Regions from separate parts of the Homo sapiens genome. Here region 2 is linked to region 1. A link is a contact called in ENCODE Hi-C or POLR2A ChIA-PET data. All regions are on one chromosome and are shown on one strand. Each heading gives the region's core, a stretch centred on a gene start or an enhancer-like site at or near the end of the contact. The rest is flanking DNA. Distances are from core to core; before and after follow the strand shown. Region 1 holds the start of NUDT16-DT (NUDT16 divergent transcript). Region 2 holds the start of CPNE4 (copine 4).

Evidence for each region. Hi-C counts contacts between places; a loop is a spot of excess contacts on that map. ChIA-PET counts read pairs that join two places held with the same protein, here RNA polymerase II (POLR2A). Pooled maps may share reads with other maps.
Region 2: a map with no recorded cell type shows a loop between it and region 1 (10-fold over the local background). The contact joins the promoter of CPNE4 here to the promoter of NUDT16-DT in region 1. A Hi-C loop is called at or near these places in 1 of 37 single-sample maps with no recorded cell type and 6 of 50 pooled maps. POLR2A ChIA-PET finds 5 or more read pairs at or near these places in 1 of 52 experiments (WTC11).

Annotation. Positions count from the first base shown.
Region 1 is chr3:131,379,345-131,382,914 of GRCh38, forward strand. It overlaps NUDT16-DT (NUDT16 divergent transcript), which reads right to left and starts at 2,131. Exons shown (of 4, transcript NR_038976.1): 1 at 1,989-2,131. NUDT16 (nudix hydrolase 16) reads left to right here and starts at 2,430. Exons shown (of 3, transcript NM_152395.3): 1 at 2,430-2,598; 2 at 2,702-2,971. The coding sequence starts at 2,461. RefSeq lists enhancers at 1,739-2,008, 2,300-2,869, 2,870-3,438 and a silencer at 2,119-2,418.
Region 2 is chr3:132,033,303-132,036,843 of GRCh38, forward strand. It overlaps CPNE4 (copine 4), which reads right to left and starts at 1,712. Exons shown (of 16, transcript NM_130808.3): 1 at 1,265-1,712. RefSeq lists an enhancer at 1,292-1,461 and a silencer at 1,837-1,936.

The DNA of each region.
Region 1 (3,570 bases), core at 881-3,380:
GGTACATGGCTCAGCCCTCTACCTGCAGCCTTGAGTCCTGGGCATTCTGCCTTAGGATAGTGGAATGGGGGATGGTTGGTGGGGGTGGGGCAGAGGCAGAGAAGGATTTGAAAGGGATGGCAAGGTTGGGGGCTCTAAAGGACTTCCATATTCATCATATTCATCTAGAAAAAGCTCTGGTCTCCAAAATCATGAAAACTCGTACAGCTGTTGCCTTGGTTTTACAGTTTTTCATGTTGCCTTTGAAATCTTTGAAGTCATCTTGAAAAGTCCATCTTTAAAGTCTCAAGTAACCAGGAAAGAAAGAACAGCTTGAAGATCTGGAAAGGGCATGTTTGATCCTAAATCATTAAAGGTAGCCTATCTAGGAGAAAAACCAAGTCGCCTTTGGAATGCTAGTGGAAGGGGGAAGGCCCCGGTTCTCCACCCTGGTTATTAGTTACCTAAAACATATTTTAAAAACCGCATATGTCCCTGTAGGACCCCATACATTCTGATTCAACTGGTCTGTGGTAGGAAAAAGTGGCAGCTTTTAAAAATTTTTAGAAGCTTTTTGCGAGGTGACTCTAATGTTAAAGCAGGGCTATTTCCAAACCCCCTGGAACTCTAGCAGGCCAGTGACAATTGTATCACACCTACAGACTCATCACTTTAATGCAGTTGCTTCATGTTATTAGATAATATCCCTGCCCCACAACGCAGAAGACTAAGCTAGGAAAGATGATGTCATACAGCTCATCCCTCCTTCAAACACTGGAGCGTGATGAGTGCAGCTCAGTTCCAACACTTGGGTCTTTATTTATTATTATTATTTTTTGTAGAGACGGGGTCTCGCTATGTTGCCCAGACTGGTCTCAAATTCATGACCTTGAATGATCCTCTCACCTCGCCTCTCACAGTGCTGGGATTATAGGTATGTGCCCAGCCCTGGCTCCTCAACGTAAGACATAGCACTGTGCCCCAACCCTCAACTCCAAGAATGGCTACATTTACTTTCTGCCTGGCACTGTTCTAAGTGCCTAACATATCTCAACATCCCTAATAGGTTGGTATCATCTCCACTTAACAGATGAGCTGCTGGGATCTGAGAGAGTTAAGTGACTTGTTAAGGTCACAAACCTGTTTCTGGGTGGGTCCGGACTCTTTCCCACCATATGCCGTCACTTACAGGCTGTGAGTTTATGCCCAGCCCCCCTCAAGGAGCTGCCTCCTGCTTTCTATTGCATAATCAATATCGACACCTGGTGTAGGGGCGCTCTGCAGGGTGGGGAAGGCCTGGCCTGGAGTGAGGGATCCTGCATCTCAGCATCAGGCCCTGAGTAGGCCTCTGCCCTTGTGGTAGGGTAACCCACCCTCCTTCATAGCTCAGAGGTCTGAGGGGGTTTGAGGGAAAGACTAGAAAGCCTAGGAGGCTTCTTCTATCTCTCACCCCTCCTCACTCCCAGTCCTGTGCCACAGGATTTCACTCACAGCTCCTTCCACCCCCACCCTTCCCCTGAAAATCTCACTGCCCTGTGACTTCTCTATGTGCCACTCCCTGTGCGTCAGACCCCCACGATCAGCTGCCCACTGCCTATGGCCACCCCAATTCCTTAGAACTACACTTATCACTGCTCACCCTTCTCCTACTCTCCCCCTCTCAGAAAATGACACCACATCCAGGAAACTCGGAACCACCACTAGCCCAGCGCTCCCTCTTCCCCATTCACTCAGTCACCAAGTCCCCTCAATTTCACCACTCAAGATAGTTGTCAGACCATGGCGCCTGTCCATCTCCATTTCCCTAGGATAGGCCTTGGTGTCTGAGGCCAACCCTGCCTCATTTCCTCCTAACCCCCACCCAGGCCTTGTGCTTTGTGTACCACCACACCCAACCAAAGGTAGTTATTACTTCTTTGGCTCCCAGCACTCAACTGAGCGCCCCAGCTCTTCCTCACCTGCCGGGACACTCCAGCTGACTCCAGATTGCGACGCAGGCGTTTACGTACCAGCCTTTCTCCAGGTTCAGGGCGCTGCCACATCTTCAGCCCCGACCCGCCGCAAGTCTCATTTCCTCCTAACCCCAACCCAGGCCTTGTGCTTTGTGTACCACCGAACCCAACCAAAGCTAGTTCCCTGACTTGCTCTTTTGGCTCCCAGGAGCCTTTAGGTACCGGCCTTGCGCCAGGTTTAGGGCGCGGCCACACCTCTAGCCCCGCCCCACCGCAGGCCCAACCCAGAGGCTGCTTTCGGTTACCCTAGGGTTCCTGGGCCCTGGACTTCAACCCGGTCTGCAAGCCCCGCCCTGATTAGCTGCCTCCCGCACCGGTCGCGGCGCCCCGCCCCCAGGCGCCTAGGTTCCTCCCCTTATCCCTGCAGGGATTGGGCCTTGCAGCACCGCCCAGGCTCGGATTGGTCCGAGGTGAGACCCGCCCCTCTGCCCATTGGGCCTTCGGGACAGCAGAGGAGCAGTGTCCGGCCATGGCCGGAGCCCGCAGGCTGGAGCTAGGCGAGGCCCTGGCGCTGGGGTCGGGCTGGCGTCATGCGTGCCACGCTCTCCTCTACGCGCCGGACCCTGGGATGCTCTTCGGCCGCATCCCGCTGCGCTACGCCATACTGGTGAGAAGGGGGCGCGCCCGGCCACTTTCTGCCTGAGCCCCGCACCCTCTCTGGTGGTCTCCTCTGGGGCGCCCCTGCCAATCCCCGCTTCCCCCTCCCGCAGATGCAGATGCGCTTCGATGGACGCCTGGGCTTCCCCGGCGGATTCGTGGACACGCAGGACAGAAGCCTAGAGGACGGGCTGAACCGCGAGCTGCGCGAGGAGCTGGGCGAAGCGGCTGCCGCTTTCCGCGTGGAGCGCACTGACTACCGCAGCTCCCACGTCGGGTCAGGGCCACGCGTTGTGGCCCACTTCTATGCCAAGCGTCTGACGCTCGAGGAGCTGTTGGCTGTGGAGGCCGGCGCAACACGCGCCAAGGACCACGGGCTGGAGGTGGGACCAGCCTGGGACTCTGTCCCTTTCCCAATTTCCTCTTCTCCCAAAGCTTTCTCTCCCCCAAGAAAGCATCCCTGGAGAAAAGTCTTTGCCCCTCTGACCTTGCCCTCTCCCCAGCTTTCTTGGTGGAGTTGGGATCGTGATCATCTATACTCTGAATTAGTACTGCCAACCTGGGCTTTCTGTAAAGGTCTTTCCCACCCTTTACCAGGAGAGATCCTTTCTAGAACACACTCATCCATGTCTCTCTGCTGTTCCCTATTGACAGTGTGATAGATTATCACATTATCTAGGTGTGGCAACCTAGGTTTTATTCTTGGGGTTTGCTTTTCTTGTGTAGGAGATGTGGCCCTGATATTTCAGGCAGGGCTAGTAGATAGATTATGTATGAAGGTGGTTCTCAAAATTTGGCAGGTAGCAGAATCATCGGGGCGTCTTATTAAAATAGCGATTTCTCTCAGCATTCCTGCATTGGTGGTGGGGCGGGGGGAGAGGAAACCTGAGAATTTGTAGTTTTCAAAAGTTCCCAAATAATGCTGATGCAAATAATCTGAGGACCACATTTTGACAACCACTGGTGAAAGGGTATGAATACA
Region 2 (3,541 bases), core at 462-2,961, 650 kb after region 1:
GTTGGTTTTGCATAGTTTTGAACACAGGGTGTAAAGGTGCTGAGGCATCTTTTCCCACAAGTCACTGAAATCCTGTGAGAGTGTGTGAGTGTGTGTGTGTGTCTGTGTGTGTGTGTGTGTGTGTGTAGAGGGAGAGGTTCTCAGATGTCTCTCTTGCAAAGCTTCCCAGAGCACTCTCGCTTCCCTAGCCCCCTCCCGCCTCACTCTGCTCACCTTTCCCCCCTCCACTTCCCAACCACCCACATCAAGCCCTTCATAGATTTGCGCCCCTTGGATCATCTCTGCCGCCTGTGACTTTCCCTGGAGCCTAGCAGGTTCTGGGGCTGAAAGGCAATCCGCCAAGGCGCCCTGGGGCGCCGTCAGATTTGGAACATAGAATGGGAAATAGGGCCTTAAAGCCCACCTACTCCAAGATGAAGGAGGAGCATTTTTCATCAGGGTTTAGCCTGCTCCTCACCGGATGGTAATCAGCACTCGCTTGACTTGGCGTGGACCACCTCCTAATTATCTCCATTGGATTCAGCCCTAACAGTTCTCGTGTGTCTGTGATACCACGCGGGGTCGTGATCTCCTTACTCAGCTGTGGCTTGGTTTCAGTGGTCCCTCCAGTCCCGTCCCCTGTCCCCGTCCCCCTTTCCTTCTGGCTACTTTATTCCATAGAGGAAGAAGCGCTGAAGGACTACGTTGAATCAAAGCACTTGCAAGCCTATTCATTAGTTTTTAACACTGAGAAGAGGCAACTAAAATATTATTAGAACCTCATTGTAAGAAGTGTGGGGGAGGAGGTTGAGAGGCTGAATCCAACCGCAGCCAGGTCAAGCCATTGGAAGGGACTACAATGTCCCACAGCTTTCTCACTGTCAGAGAGGAAGCTGCAACTTCAGCCAGAACTCCCTTCCCCTCCCCTTCCCCGATTTTGAAAACCGTACCCCTTCTTCCGCCTTCGGGACTTCCCTGACCTATCCCTCACCCGTGCCATGCTGTCCCCTCCCCTCCGCGGTCTTTCTCCCCAACTCCATTCGCCCCACCCCACCTGGGCGAGTTGGGTGGATGTCAGAAGGCGAGAGGTAGGGGATGGAAGTCCCTTCAGATTAAAGACGTTGCTTGCTGCTGCTTTTTAAAACAACAACAGCAATGACAAACGTGCAAAGGTGAGCGAGAACCAGTGCATCTCAAAAGTTGGTCTTGCTACGCAGCAGCTCCAACAGACTTTGCAATCACAGCGCCCCAGGAACACAGGAATGAAGAGTTGGCATTTACTTACCTGGGTGTGCCAATCTCGAAGAGTGGAGAGAGAATTCAGCCCGGGACGAGGTCTGTCCCGCCCCCAGGATGCAAAATCCGGCTTTGAAGTGGAGGTGGTTGGTGTGGTAGTTTTGTACTGATGTAAGGGGCGTCGCACCTCCTTCCCCTCTCGTCCTCCGAGGTCAGTTTAGCAACAGCGGCTGGGAAAGGTGCTGAGAGCAGAGTTCGGTCTCTCCGGAAACCCTGACTCCATTCTCGGTGATGGGGGTGGGGGAAGAGGGTGAAAATGTTGGAGATGTCAGGTCGGCTCTCAGTTAACTCGGAGAGTAAAGAGGAGGGTACTGAGAAAAGAGGGAGGGAGTGGAGTGGAGCGAGGGAGGAAGGAAAGGAGGGTGGCAGAAAGAGAAGGGGACGAGCGGGTGGCGGGGAGATGGCAGCTTCTCACAGAGAGATTTCCACCTTCTGACGAATCCCATGCACCCAGCAACCCGGCAAGAGACTGGTTCCGAAACCTCCGCGCGAGCGCCCCCTGGGGGTTGCTGACGGAGACGAGCATTGCCCCGGGAACCCGAGCTCAGGCCCCGCCCAGGCCTTGGCGGCGGCGCTCTCCGTGGTCCTGCCGCGCCCGCAGTCTGGGCTTTCTGCTCAGCTTTGTCGCTCAACTGAGCTCCTGGGGACACTTGATTTAGATCTCCAAGTGCTTGGTCTCCATCTCCACTCTAGGGTGGAGCGGTCGTATCGCGGCGCGGGTGTGGGGGGAATGGGAGTTACACTTTTTGGCACTCACCAAAGAAAACTTCTTAGATGGGTGCTTAACTGTCACCAAAAATGGTAAAGGTGTTGCTAATCTCTGGATCCTTCGTGTCTACAAAACTGTCTGGCGTATGGCAGGAGCCTGGAAATTATTTTTAGTAAGTAATGCATGAGTAAATTAATGGACAAAGAGTATTTTCTTCATCTCATGATGAGTTTCTGAATACATCTACCTCACAAATAAGATAAAGAAATACTTAGGGAGTACTTATGCTTAAAGATAGATATAAATATGCTGTCTTATGTAAGGGGTGACCACTTCCACATGTTTTAAAGCACTTTAGAGAGAAAGTATGGCCTTCCTATTTCAAACTTATTCAAATTCAGACAAATGAACTTATTCAAATACAGGGCATTGTTTCTGATTATGTCTGCTACCATAGACAAACTAGACAACTAAATTCTCTCTGCACATTGGTATTGTCAGACTCACAAATTGGACTTTGGAATTAATGAAGTAAAGTGAATGACGGTCTCTTTCTGACATTGGGATGGTATAGAGTGTGTTACATCTAACGTGGAGGGGAGATGGAAGGTCTTCCTTCTCACCCTATTAAGGGGCTATCTAACAAAGCCTCTCCAACCTGAAGGTTGGAGGAGATATTAGCCAAAATCTTTTCACTAACCATGAAGTTCTCAATTTCAAAGTCCAGAAAAGGAGAACCAATAGGGTAAGGAGGAAGACCCCCTCTTAATTGTTCTATAGAAGTAGACAGAAATATCTTTGATAAACAAAGGGACAACCTTCTGACAGAACACAAATAACATTTTTCTTCTTTCAGTCACCTCTAAAGCCTTTCTGAAATAGGATAACACTAAACATGGACCCTGGAAAGGACCTCAGGGAGCTTCTCTGTACACTGAAACTACCACAGAAATCCTTGGATTTGCTTTGATTGCAAAAACTTGGGTCACATGGCTATGCATAAGTCAATCGTTGTGACCTTTGGATATGGAATTACACTAATGGGCCAGGACTTCCACAATGTCTAGGAGCATGTGATGTCTTCTATAGCACTCCTGGAGCCAGGATGGAGCCCCACCTGATCTACACACATTGCGAGTGAGACACAGGGACAATTCTCCAAGGGATATTCAGGGTCCTCCTACCAGGAAAGGGGAGACGGATGCTAAGCAGGCAAAACCAGTGTATGACTACTAAATATGAAAATGTTAAGTCCAAAAACATTACTTCCAGGTTTTGTTAAGAGGTAGCCTCAGAGATAAACTCAAAATTTGAATTGGATTGAACTTGCAAAGATGAAGGAAGAAGAAGGAAAAGTCATTGTGCATTTCCTTGCATGTTAATTGTATCCTCTAAAATTTAATTTCTATGAAGGCAAGGGATATGTCTGTTTTGTCGTCTTGTTCATAATTATAACCCCAATGCCTAGAAAGGTGTCTACCACCTTCTACATTTATAAAATTAAAAATAATATAAATACCTTAGGGACCATTCAACATAAACTTCTTATATTACAGG